Regions from separate parts of the Homo sapiens genome. Here regions 2, 3 and 4 are each linked to region 1. The links are chromatin contacts, found by Hi-C or POLR2A ChIA-PET in ENCODE. All regions are on one chromosome and are shown on one strand. Each heading gives the region's core, a stretch centred on a gene start or an enhancer-like site at or near the end of the contact. The rest is flanking DNA. Distances are from core to core; before and after follow the strand shown.

Evidence for each region. Hi-C counts contacts between places; a loop is a spot of excess contacts on that map. ChIA-PET counts read pairs that join two places held with the same protein, here RNA polymerase II (POLR2A). Pooled maps may share reads with other maps.
Region 2: a loop to region 1 is called in a map with no recorded cell type, with 2.7 times the contacts of the local background. The contact joins two enhancer-like sites. A Hi-C loop is called at or near these places in 1 of 37 single-sample maps with no recorded cell type and 3 of 50 pooled maps. POLR2A ChIA-PET finds 5 or more read pairs at or near these places in 3 of 52 experiments (MCF 10A, PC-9 and activated T-cell).
Region 3: a map with no recorded cell type shows a loop between it and region 1 (2.9-fold over the local background). The contact joins two enhancer-like sites. A Hi-C loop is called at or near these places in 6 of 37 single-sample maps with no recorded cell type and 4 of 50 pooled maps. POLR2A ChIA-PET finds 5 or more read pairs at or near these places in 1 of 52 experiments (activated B cell).
Region 4: a loop to region 1 is called in a map with no recorded cell type, with 3 times the contacts of the local background. The contact joins two enhancer-like sites. A Hi-C loop is called at or near these places in 3 of 37 single-sample maps with no recorded cell type and 7 of 50 pooled maps. POLR2A ChIA-PET finds 5 or more read pairs at or near these places in 1 of 52 experiments (GM12878).

Annotation. Positions count from the first base shown.
Region 1 is chr12:89,662,064-89,665,287 of GRCh38, reverse strand. The region is part of intron 1 of ATP2B1 (ATPase plasma membrane Ca2+ transporting 1); the gene reads left to right. Among named protein-coding and RNA genes, the nearest start is that of ATP2B1, 45 kb to the left of the region's middle. Within about 2 kb of position 1,612, at least 3 of the 41 ENCODE cell types and tissues checked have a DNase peak (open chromatin) inside an H3K27ac peak, as active enhancers do; they include GM12878 and PC-9, where a contact is called at or near this core.
Region 2 is chr12:90,097,636-90,100,816 of GRCh38, reverse strand. It overlaps LOC105369890 (a long non-coding RNA gene), which reads right to left. Exons shown (of 13, transcript XR_001749246.2): 11 at 1-114. Among named protein-coding and RNA genes, the nearest start is that of LINC02399, 150 kb to the right of the region's middle. Within about 2 kb of position 1,341, at least 3 of the 41 ENCODE cell types and tissues checked have a DNase peak (open chromatin) inside an H3K27ac peak, as active enhancers do; they include PC-9, where a contact is called at or near this core.
Region 3 is chr12:89,925,349-89,928,868 of GRCh38, reverse strand. It overlaps LOC105369890 (a long non-coding RNA gene), which reads right to left. Exons shown (of 13, transcript XR_001749246.2): 3 at 1,215-1,469. Among named protein-coding and RNA genes, the nearest start is that of LINC02399, 21 kb to the left of the region's middle. Within about 2 kb of position 1,593, at least 5 of the 41 ENCODE cell types and tissues checked have a DNase peak (open chromatin) inside an H3K27ac peak, as active enhancers do.
Region 4 is chr12:89,958,890-89,962,351 of GRCh38, reverse strand. The region is part of intron 6 of LOC105369890 (a long non-coding RNA gene); the gene reads right to left. Among named protein-coding and RNA genes, the nearest start is that of LINC02399, 13 kb to the right of the region's middle. RefSeq lists an enhancer at 1,892-2,121. Within about 2 kb of position 1,536, at least 5 of the 41 ENCODE cell types and tissues checked have a DNase peak (open chromatin) inside an H3K27ac peak, as active enhancers do; they include GM12878, where a contact is called at or near this core.

The DNA of each region.
Region 1 (3,224 bases), core at 363-2,862:
TGCAGTGTTTATGTATATTTGTGTATTATAAGGCTTAAATGGAAAAATATTAGTATACTTGGTACTAAAAATCAAAACACACAAAAAAATCAACTCAAGTAATATTTTTAGAAAGTAGTCTGCTTTCAGTTATCCATGCACATCAAGAATAGCATAATAGGCCGGGTGTGGTGGCTCACGCCTGTACTCCCAGCACTTTGGGAGGCCGAGGCGGGCAGATCACGGAGTCAGGAGATCGAGACTATCCTGACCAACATGGTGAAACCCCATCTCTACTAAAAATACAAAAATTAGCTGGATATGGTGGTGCATGCCTGTAATCCCAGCTGAGGCATGAGAATCGCTTGAACCCAGGAGGCGGAGGTTGCAGTGAGCTGAGTGCACTGCACTCCAGCCTGGCAACAGAGCGAGACACTGTCTCAAAAAAAAAAAAAAAGAATAGCATAATAAAGAACCATAAGTAATTTGCTTATATTTGTTTGAGGAAACTTTTGGATCAAGGTGACAATCCAGCAGTTTGTTCCCTAGTCAAGGTTGAGGCTACACTTTCTGTCAGTAGTGGCTCTCCAGACCAGTAGCATTGGCATCACTGTTATCTGAGAAGTTGTTAGACAGTCTCATGAAGTGTTCGATCAACTGAGTGAGGCTCAGGAATCTGTGTTTTCACAGGTGATTGAGGTGATTCTGATGCATGCTGAAGTTTAAGAACCACTAATCTGTAGTGTGTTAACTTTTAAGTTTGTTCTGGTTTTGGTAAATTCAGAGGGATTGTTTTTGGTTTTGTAAGTATAACCTTGCAAAATTAGACCAACCTCCCAAGAGACAGCTATCATAAATGTTTGGGATAAGATGATACCAACTGACTTGACCGTAGACCAAAAATTTCTATAGTTCAAGATACCTGTGTTTGAGATCATTCACATTAAAATTTTATCATATACTCTGCTTAATTAAGTACTTTGTTGGCATGAATGAATAATCTGTACTGAAAATGACAGCTATCAAAAGCCAAAATAGTTATCTAACAGCCCCAGGGAGGGAGGTGAGTCACCTATTCTGCTTTGGGCTGGCATATTTCTTTATAGACTAAAGGGTGTGGGAAACAGGAGCTGTGCTTGGGCCTTTAGGATAAGAAAACCTGGGTGGTTTTTTCTTTTTTACACTTTCACTGAGCCAGACTGTTACATTGTGGTTTCATCATTTTAATTGAATTGTGGAATTCTGAAATATGAGAGAAACAAAATAAATAGGCCCTGTAAATGCACATGCAAATAAATTTTTATTATTATCAATAAACGAATCTCGTTTACTCTGACTAAAAACAGATGAAAGCAATTATAAAGGCTGCTGTGCCATCCAGCCCCTCCCTACTGACTGCTTTGACTTCTTCGAAAAAAAGGACAGTGGAAAGTGAAAACAAGCAGCTAGAGATGACAGTGTAGTGAGAATAAGAGTCAGACATCAGAGAAATGAAGGCAGAAGAACATTTCAATAGGGAGTGGTTAACAGTAGCAAAGGTTGCTAGTAGGTTAGATTAGGGCTAAATGTGTCCATTAGATTTAAGAACAGGATCAATGGTCACCTGGAAGAGTAGTTTCAACGCAGCATAAAAGAGGAAGCTAGATTGTCATGGGTTGATTTATGAGTGGGAGATAGTGTAGAAACAGCAAATTTTGGAGCAGATGTTAGTTAGATGTGGAGTTAAGTGTTTTTTTTACCAAATGGTATTTACTGGGTAAGATTGTATTCATTATTATTTAGACCTTGCCAACTTTATTACCATGTTGATTTGGCAGATTTTTATTTAGCATGGGTAACCCTAACAAATTATTTTTCAAATAAATGTATTGTTTCTTTCAGGCTGTATGAAATATTATAATTCAGTATTATTTCTTTGCATACCCTCAAGAATCTAAGACCCTGGTTAAAAAACTTTGCCATGTAGCAGGCGTGTAATTCCTTTTAAAATCTGAAATATCCTTTAACTTATTCTGTTGTCTAAAAGGATTTAAAGGAAAGCTATAATATATCTGGCATACCAAGATGGTTTGAAAACTCCTTGAAAGCTGTGACTTTCTCTTAACTCATCTAACACCTAACATATTCTTTTAAACAGTGTTAGGAAGTTTTGTTTAGCTCTGCTATTTAAATTGTGGTTGCTTCCATTGTAAAATCTGTTTTTCAAATTTATTTTAGCTTATGGTTCAAGAGTACCTACTATGTTCCAGACAGTGCTGGGGTTAAAAATGAATGGCACAGATTCTCCCATGAGTTACAGTTCACTGGGAAGGACAGAGAGGTAAACAAATCATTGCAGCTGTGTGATAAAGGCTATAATAGAAGAACAAATTAATGCCTTCCTTATTCTAATCTAGTTGTTTCCCACCCTGAGAGATTTGCTAAAGTGTTCATGCCAAGTTTATAACTGACAGCAGCTGTAACTTGCCCTTTAAAGTACTGTACTTAGTCTCTGCCTCTGGAAGAGTCTACTAGATAAGTAAGTTACTTAGGGGAGTAGGACTAATTTTAGTCAACACAGACACAGGGATGGTATTTAGGAATCCTTTGAGACTAATAAATCAGGCATTTTAGATAATGCTTATTTTCTGCTTTATCAGCTCTATAAAACTAAAATCCTTTGGTGAATTTACTCTTGTTTATATGTTATTCTTTACTCATCTAATATAAATTACTTTTCTAAACAAGCAGTATAGGTTTAATGATCTTTTATGTGAGTGTGTATGTTTTCTTTAAGCCCCTTAAGAAGTGAAAAATGTGACTTGAGTAAATTTAAATTTGAGTCATTCCTTGATTTCTTTAAAGCATTTTAATGAAATAATTTGAATGTACCAAAACTTTGTAGAATAAACTCTTTACCATTCTTAATCTTGTAGTATCTGTTTGATATGTATAATAATAGACCATCTGCTCTTTTCACTATGAGAGTGAGATATTACATGCAAGCACTTATATTTAAGTTTACAGTAAATTATCATGGTTGAAGGACTTCAGATTTTTAGGGTGTGAATCGGGTAAAAGGTTATTGTCTTTCTGCAGAAAGTGACTATGTAAGAAGGTTGAAAGATCATAGTCTTTTTGGAAGACTGAGTAATAATAAAACTCCAGTCTCGTGTTAAAAAAAAAAAAAAAGAAAGAAAGATCATAGTCTCTCTTGATAAGATATGGAGATCAAAGATGGATAAAGCATGGTTTGTTGCCTTTAA
Region 2 (3,181 bases), core at 92-2,591, 440 kb before region 1:
TGATCTTAATCCAGTAATTACTCCCACACTTCCTCTTCCACCTCCTATTTGAATAATGGAAAATCCTTTCATTTCTTCTGAGTAACTTCTGCCATCTGGTTTTTCAGGGATTTCCTGCAATAGAGAGCAAGGAGCTAGTGAAGTTAGGTTTTTGTTGTTGCTGTTGTTTTCCATTTCCCCCAGCAAACCATACAAAGTCATGAGACTCTGGTACAGTCAGCACAGATGTCTTCTCTCACTTCATAAACCTGATCATAGTATCTCTACTTAAAAAGAAACCTATCAACAACAATCATTACTCTCTTATGATAGTTTTTGCTTCCAATTGGCTGCAATAACCGCATGCCTTTACTATCATGCCCCAAAAAGCTCACATAGTATTAAATATTCAACAATATCCACCAGCAGCACACCAATATGTATATTATCTCATTATTTTGCCCACATTTGCCTATTCTATTATTACTATTTCCTTATTTCCTTACTATTTAAAATAAATCCAATCAACTATTTCTGGGCTCTTCCCTATTTGGATTGTTGCCTTGAGATGCATAGATGAGCCTCCTTTTCTTATTAGGTGCCACTCAGATTGGCTTTTAACTTATTATTTTTTCTGTTTCTCTGGATCTGTTTTTATTCCCCACTGCTATGCTCCTACCTTTGTTGGCTGACTGATGGCTCCATCGGTGACTCCCTTTTCTCTTTTTCATTCCCTAAGCCAGTCACTTAGCATGTAACCACAGTTTAACCATTTCCCATTCACTGCAGCCCCATTCCAAAGCCTATTGAAAAACTTGCCCACATTGGAAAAAAAAAAAAAAACCGAAAGGAGATTCCAAACAAATCAAGTATATTAAAAGAAAAAAAAGGTGAAAATATATATTGAGTGAGGACCTTATGATGTAATCATCCAAGCATCTCTAAAACATTAGGTATTGGAGTTGGAACATGAAAATTCAGAGATAAATGACTGACGCTCATGTACATTTATAGTGTGTGTGGATATGGTGCTGTACATTGAATATTAAAGGATAGCCGATCTGCACCGAACATGTTGAAAGAGTTTTTCAATAGTAGACAATCCACTGTTTACAACTTTACCCTCTGCCTGGGAAAATCAATGTCCATTCTCAAGCAATCTGCTGCCCTGGTTATAGCAGTTCCGGTTCAAAGGAGGTTTGCATTTAGATGCTTGATCTTTCTGTCCCACTCTAGATTTTTGGAATGGTGCATTTTGTGATCATGATTTTTCTCCTGATTCCATTTCCTTATGTCATTTAAGAACATGAGGCTTTTTAGTATGACTCACTGAATAGCAAATATAGCATCTTAGTGAACTGCAGTTTTTCCTAATCAGAACATAAACTTGCTCTGTAATATCAGACTGAGACAGGAAAGAAAACACAAAGAAAAATGGCCACTGAATCACCCTGAGCTCTGAAGGAAAGGTGTCAAGGTACTTATTAAGAATCACACTATACTTCTTTAATATTCTCAATATTATCAGGTAGTTATAACACTTCAATTTTTATCCCAGATCCTAAGTGAACTGAGATACAAATTGTCTTTAATCCCAAACCACCAAAGCCTATTTTAAGTAGAAACTTCGGGGCAGATACATTCTTCAACTGTCTTTATATATCCTGGTAGAAAGGGGTACACAAGAAGAATAACCATGGATCAGCCAGGTGTAGTGGCTCACGCCTGTAATCCCAACACTGAGAGACCGAGGCAGGTGGATCACTTGAGGTCAGGAGTTCAAGACAAGCCTGGCCAACATGATGAAACCCTGTCTCTCCTAAAAATACAAAAATTAGCTGGGCACAGTAGTGCACATCTGTAATCCCAGTTACATGGGAGGCTGAGGCAAGATAATTGCTTGAACCCAGAAGACGGAGTTTTCTGGAGGTTGCAGTGAGCCGAGATCATGTCACTGCACTCCAGCCTGGGTGAGAGGGTGAGACTTCATCTCAAAAAAAAAAAAAGGAATAACCAGAGACTATGTGTAAAGAGGGCTTCCAGGAAGTCAGTAGTATCAGGAGAAGACCTAAACTGGGCAGCTATTCTAGGATATAATTCCAAGAGCCAGTCTAGTCATCTTTCTTTTTGCTCAGCTTCCTCCTCTCTCTCCATCAGCAGGAAGGATTCTAAACCCTGACCAAGCAATTCCAGTCAGGATAAGCTCTGCCTTTAGCCATGGGAGAGAAGCTCAGCTTCTCTGGGCCCTTGCCCTATGGCATTTGCCTGGTAGCAGGATTTCCAAGAATAACTACTGTCTGTGGTTTTCTCAAACCCTACTCCCTAGAGAAACCAGGGAGTGTAAACTTTTTTGGTCTCAAGGTGGTTTTAAGCATCAGCAAATGTTTGCTTTGAACTTTAGCCAGCATCTTATTTTATCCAAATGAACTCTCGAATCTCAATTTATACAAACTAAAATGCCCACCAGACAGATCAGTAAGTTCCTATTCTGTAGCATGAATAGGAACGGAAGTAATTAAGTGGAGGCATGTGACCTCTAGAAACAATCTTTGGTTGAGTGGCAGGTAGAACAAGTAGGATTTAAAGTACTATTTGGAGTCACAATTGATGTTGATTGCTAGTGAAGGGAGCTCTTCTAACACACTCTTCTTTGACTAACTCACAGAGAAATTTAAGAAGGAAAACAGAGTGTCTCTAAACATTCATTTGTAATGGAAAACAAAAAACAGAAGAAGGACACTAAGCAAAAAATTGCTAGCTTCATTCAGCCCTGCACACATAAATAATCTTTTCGAGGAAATGGCTTTTGCCTCTTGATTCAAAATTAGAATTACAGATGGAACATTTATGAATGTCTTCACAAACTTGGCTTGTAAATAGGTCATATAACTTTCATTTCTTAATTCACCAACCTAAGCCTTCACCTGTCATATTAACGGGCAGCTCACTAGAAAGTCAGCATAGGATAGAAGGAACATGCATAGATGCTGGGGCCAAACTGGCTGCTCTATATCTCTCCTCACTTACCAGTTCTATGAAGTAGGGAAGCTTAAAAAGATTAACTCCCAAGATCACACAATGACAGTTAAGATGGGATTGTCTAAGCAGTCAGAGCATGGGGTTGGGTTGATTCACTTGTGTTCGCCTTTCTTTGCCACACAGTACAGTTACGGACACATAGCCTTATAAACTGGACAGAGAA
Region 3 (3,520 bases), core at 344-2,843, 260 kb before region 1:
GGGGTTCTGATCACCTTTTGACTATCATCCAAGGATTATATTAACCTACAGAAAATATTCTACTGAGTACTGCAGAGCAAGTTCAGCAAATATGCCCCCTTCTATCTGAGCAATATAAGTAGACAAGAATTTGACTATCTGTCCAATTGTTTTTGCAACTACCTATGCTGCTGAGGAGGCAGTGTGTTTAATGGTTTAGACTAGGGGATCTTAAGGTAAACTGTATGCTCTTGAGTCAGACTGCAGCTCTTAAAATAACTTTGTTCAGCTCTGTTTTCACACCTGGTAAATAGGAGATGATAATAACACAGCCTACTTTATAGAATTGTTGTGATAATTCGGTGATGGGATTCATGTGAAGCTCAGAGTCACACATGAATCAAACACTCAAAAAATTCTATTAATATTATACTAAGTTCTTGAGGCTCTCCTAGAACCATATACATAAATAGGCTTTGAAAAGAACATGATATTATATATGAATATAAATCAGCAATAGCATTATTAAAGCAGATGAGAGCAATGCAAATGTTCCAGAAATATAATTATAGAGTGTAAAATTATATGAAGTAACATGTAAAACAATGCCAAAAATTAAGTGCAAGTAAAATACAGTTAAGTTCTTCAAGGATAAGGATCGTGTTCCATTCCATTGAAATAGATCCACAGTTTTAAGCACAGAGATAGGTACACTGCAGATTAAATCAAGCTATTTTTTGATTCTCTGTGAAGAGGTACTGTCTCAAATTCTTGGATTAAATTAAATAAAAATTCTAATTTACTATCTCATGTCTCTTTCCTACAAAAGAGACACCTCTAAAACATCTTATAAAAATACTTTTAAAAATATCACTGGAGTAGTATCAGTCAAGGTTCATCATCCAAAACCTCAAAAAATAATAAATCAAAAACCATGAAACCTGACAAACTTTGAAAGACTTTAAAACTCTACCTCCATTTTCTCATACAGAAAATAGGCTTATATTTTTAAAATATTAAGTATCTCATTTTCTTTGGTACTTTGAATCTCTATGAGTCAATAACTTTGTTGCACTATGCAAAGTTGTCTAAGGAGATTAAAAAAACAAAAACCGGGTATTACAATTCCTGCTTTGAGTGAGTTTCCATCTAGCTTCAGATTCACAGCACACACTTAAAAACCTTTCTGAACCAATATATAAAGAGTACAATCTAATATTATGCAAATTGAGTACCTGAGCACTGAGGGGAAGAAAACTGAAGAAGCTAGTAATGTGAGATAAAATTCACCATTGGTCATCTGAACTCTCCAGCACCAGTAGTTCTCCAATGTTAGAATGCTAAAAATCACCAGACTTATTTGTTAAAATGCAGATTTCCAGTTCTAGCTCCAGAGATTCTCATTCAATAGGCCCACGATACCATCCAGGAATCAGGATTTTAATTAAATTCACAATCAGAAGAATGACATAATGTCTCTTTTTCTTCTCCTATAAAAGTGAAACACAAAATAATGCTTGACATGCAAAGATAAGACATGCTCTTACTTCATGGTGACCTGCTTACCAGGAAAGAGGAAGTGAAACAATCTATGAGGACTCTTTTAGCTCTAGGAGGCATATGTTTGTCAAAAGTCAAGCCATGTGAATCACGTAAACAAATTTAAAATGTACTAAAGATCTGTACTATCTGGATTTTCCACCTCTTTTTACCATAGATAAGTCTTTATGTATAGTGGACTATAGTATAATAACATAATATTCCTAATACCATTAAATATTGTCATCATCACAAATAAATTAAAAATCTACTAGCCAACTAGAAAATATTTGCCAACCATATCACATTAAAGGACGATACAGACCAGGCATGGTGGCTCACGCCTGTAATCCCAGCACTTTGGGAGGTTGAGGTGGGTGGATCACCTGAGGTCAGGAGTTCGAGACCAGCCTGGCCAACATGGTGAAACCCTGTCTCTACTTAAAATACAAAAATTAGCCAGGCATGGTGGCAGGCACCTGTAATCCCAACTACTCAGGAGGCTGAGGCAGGAGAATCACTTGAACCCTGGAGGCGGAGGTTGCAGTGAGCCAAGATCAGACCACTGCACTCCAGCCTGGGCAACAGAGTGAGACTCTGAAAAAAAAATTTTATATATATATATAATTAACACATAAAAGCTTTAACCATCTAATAGGAAAAGATGGAAAAAGACTATAAGACAATTTACAGTATAAGACATATAATTGACTCAAGTAAGGAAACTCTTCAACTTCACTAATGTTTAATGAAAAGCAAGTTATGAACACCAAGAATTTCAATTAGCAAAGATTGTTTTCAATGACAATAACTATTAAAAATAGTATTAAGAAAAATGGACTCATTCAGTCCTGTTATTGATTTTTTTTAATTTTCTGAAAAGTAGTTTATAATACATATTAAGAACCTTTAAAAATTCAGATTGTTTCAGTAATTCTTGTTTAGGAGAAAATGCCAAGGTAATAGTAAGAAATGCAGATAAGAATCATTTCTGGAAATGTTCATTATAGCATTATTATAAGAGCAGTAAGTTAAAAACCATCTACATATAAAAATGAGAAGGTGATTGCATGAATTATGGTCTATTCATATTATAGAAATAGTATATAACCATTAAAACTGTTTGTTTTTAAGAAAAATAACATACGAAAATGTTCAATATAAAATGTTAAGTGGAAAAAGAATAATTAAAATTACATATTTGGAAAATATCCCAAATATTTATTTTTTGTATGCTTGTATAACTAGAAAAAATGTGCTGAAATATTGAATGTTGTTTCTGAGTAATGAGATTATGGGTAATTTCCATTTTTCTCCTTGTAATTTTTTTTTCTTTTTTTTTGAAACGGAGTCTCACTCTGTCACCCAGGCTGGAGTGCAGTGGCGTGATCTCGGCTCACTGCAACCTTGCCACCTGGGTTCAAGCAATTCTCCTGCCTCAGCCTACCGAGTAGCTGGGATTACAGGCACCTGCCACTGTGCCCAGCTAATTTTTGTAGTTTTTAGTAGAGATGGGGTTTCACCATGTTGGCCAGGCTGGTCTTGACCTCCTGACCTCGTGATCCACCCACCTCAGCCTCCCAAAGTGCTGGGATTACAGGCCTGAGCCACCGCCCCAGCCTTCTCCTTATAATTTTTTATGCTCCCTAAATATTCTACAATAAGAGCTTATTTTTTAAGCTATCCTTTTGAGAGCTTAAAAAACTTAATACCATAGCATGTCAAAGATTAATAGGATAGAATCAGTTCCCAAAATCAATTAAACACATCATTTCCAACCAAAGGCAATTGAAAAGCAATTTTTAACAGGTATATGTGATCGGAACAGGGGCTAAATCAAGTCAAGGCACGATATCATTAGGAGTAATACAATCGGTTATGAATACTGCCATACACTTTTAATACTTATGTATTTGGGAAAACTTTAAGCAACAATTCTTTAAAGCTAATTTGTTTCTCTTAAGAACTGAGAAAGAATTGATATCTGAGAAAGTTGGAGGCT
Region 4 (3,462 bases), core at 287-2,786, 300 kb before region 1:
ACCTTTACAGGGCAGGTAAATGGCTACTGGAAGACAACAGAGCTAGAATTTCCACTCTTCCTTTCCATTAGTAGGTGCCAGTCTCCCATATACTCCTAACACAGACAATATGTGTAAAGGCTCATTCTTATGAGTTTTTAGTGTGTAACGGAGTGTTTTATTGTCTCATTCTTGTCAGTTCTTAGTGTGTAACAGAGGTAGCCTGTCTCTTCTGCCCACAGATCTCTCAAGGTGTACAAAAGTGCCCCATTTCCCCCCCATCCCACCCATATTTAAGATAAACAAGCTCCTTCTATAGCCCTTCGGGGGTCTACTTGTCATTAAGTGCTCTCTCCCCAGTGCTACTGGAGTTTGTCATCCAGGGTATGATGGTTCACAGGGGGCTTCCAGAAACCCAGATCAGAGTAGGATTCTGCTGTTATGTTGGGACAGCCAGAACTACTAATAGGTCTCCAAGAAGGGGTATAAAGATGGATTTTCTAATCAAGTTGCTCTAGGCATTCATAAGAGGACCTTCGATGCAGCCCTTTTCTGGAGTCAGTGATCCTAGAAACTCTGAAACTACTGACGATATCAGAATTAACTTAGGGATAGGACTCAAGTATTAGAAGTGTCCCACTACCCGAGCTCTGCCCGTCTTTCCCTTCTCTCCCCAACCCCTCCCCCTCTTTTCAATAACAACAAAAAAACAAAATTGACAAAAACTTTCAATTCTCCTCAGAATCCAGCTCCTCTCTTTCATTCCAACACAAAAGAGATCATGCTATTTCTCATCACCAATATTAGAACTTAAGGGCCCCTCAGGATGTACCCAGGCCATAGAACATCGAAGACCTGTACATTCTTTAGAAGAGCAAGAAGGATGCATGCCATTTCTTTTGGCCAATAACTCCCTTTTCATCTACCTCCTTTGATGCAAGATACTCAGGGAGACTTCTTGGTACGGAAATGAAAACAAAACTCTAGTTAAGGTCTCAGCAAGTCACCCTCCTAGCTTAAGTTTTTGAGAAGATGCATGTGACAGGGAAGGAGAGTTGCATCTGAAGAGAATCAAAATCCCCTCTTCCTTCAAAAAGGAAGAAAGGATAAAAGAAAGTGGAGAGGATAGATGGAGGGAGAAAGGGAAAGAAAAAGAGAAAGGAAGACAGAGAGGTAGAAAAAAGAAAAGAAAAAAGAAAGAAAAAAAGAAAAATAAAGAAGGGCTCTCAAGGGAGGAAAAAAGGAAAAGTGAAAAGAAGAATAAAATTTTAATTATGTGACAAAATATTTGAAAAAGCAACTCTCTAAGTTATTGACATTTTTATAGTGGTGATGTGATGGACAAGGCTTGTCATAAAACGTTAAGGTGACACTATAAGTTTCAAAATAATAAAAGGGTGCTCTTGCTGAAGCATGTGATAAGCCCCATACCCATGAGCTGTAAAAGAGTACATTAAACCTGGTCACCCTGCCCAGGCATTATAGGATTGCACACCCAGGACTGTTCTAGTGATGACGAGGTTGTTGAAACTCTGCCAGCTGACTTTTGAACATGGTGCCTGTGTAACCTAATTCCTTATTCATTAAACAGTCTGCTCCCTCACAAGCAGTTTGTGTGCCCATTATCTTGATGGGACCCATGCAGGATTGCCTCTGTCTTCACACTTGAGTTTGCAAGATCCCTGATGACAACATGGATTCCTACCACACAAGAAAACAAAGCAAATTTATTGAACTCCCAATTGAAAACAGTAGCAAATCAAGCTTGCTTAACCAAAATATTTCTCATAGAAGATTAGGTTATCATTTTTAGGGTGATGCTCATGAATATTAATTTCTCAACAAGGACTGACTAGGAATCCCCCAGTTCCCTAATGGAAATTAGCAATTCTCCAAACCAGCAGAAACTTATGTGGTCAACCATTTCAGTTTGCCAGGGACTAAGGGATCACCTAGGATGTGGGACTTTTAGTACTAAAACTGGGGAAGTCCCAGGCAAACCAGACAAGCTGGTCACCCCTAGGGAAACTCCCATTACTCACCATTCTCCTTTCGGCTTCCTCAGACTTGCAGCTCACAGGCTATCCTCAGAGTTCTCTAGGACTGAGCTTCTACTTTGATTTTCACAAACATCTATTTATGTAACCTGCCCCTCCACTGGACACAAGGGCGGAGAGATGTCTCAATCATTTTTATGTTCCAACCTCTGGCTTAGAAGAGCTTGCTGAACTGAGATAGCCAAACAACTGAGTTGATCTTCTGCTGAATGTCAACTGAATGGGGACTGTGATACCCTCAGGTAAGAACTGTATTTTCTGCACAGTGTACACACTCCCTGCCTCCCTAAATTAAACTTAGCTTGGAAAGGACTAGAATCTCTTTTAAAGCTTCACTTTCTCACATTAAACTATGTGGTTTTCTGAAGACTCTTTCATACACTGGCATAGAATGCAGTTCAGGAGTCAGACTAACCTAGATTCAAACCCAGGCTCCACAATTCACCATCTCTGTGACCTTAAACAAGTCATCTAACATCTCTGTACATTACTTTCCTCACATATGTCTTTCATCGTGCTGTTGGGAAGACCAAATGAGACACCTATATGTAGACTGCTTAGCTCTTAGCTTTATGGTAAGAACCAACATATGGTAGTTATCATTATTCTACTTGGAGTTTTCTTTCTAAGCACCAAGGGAGCAAAGATGAGACTAGTTGGAAAACAATACGTTTAATAAGATATCCCAAGTTTTTTTTTTTAAGCCCGGAGGCTCTACCATCATGTATTTTTTTTATTTTTTACACCAAACTTGCACTTTTATAATTATGATAATCTGTCTATGCCTATAATGAGCACAGTACTATAACCTAAGGCAAAAATCACCAGCAACTCTACTATGTACACGGCAGGGAAGGGGGAAAGCCTCATCTCCCCACCCTACCCCCCATTTTATTACTTAAACTTCCCATTATGTGAGCCATTTATTCAATTTTTACTGAACTTTTCACAAACCAGAAAGCCACTGGAGTTGGTCCAACCACTATAAAATTTTACTGCTCTTTGTTATTGCATAATAATTCCTAAGAGTTAACATTTTACTTTTCTTCTAAAATAAGGGATTTGCTTAAAGCAAGAAATCTCATTATTACTACTAATGATACTAAACCCAGTACATTATTGCTCTACTAAGAACTGATAAATTATCAGAACAAAGTTTAAAGTTTGTTCTTTATATTATAAGAGAAAATATTATATTTTCTCTTTCTCCTTCCCCTTCTCTTCTTCCTCCTCTTTCTCCTTATTTCTAATTACATATTTATGTTTATGTACCCAAGGAGTATGTCATTCTCTGAGGATGCAAATTGAAACAACACAGAAATAATACTTATTCAATCATAAGTGCTTAACGTGCTTTATAATGATGTCTCTTTCAAAATGCTCCGTTTAAGTCTGTTTATGAGATGCTGCCACAATAGGTATTTCT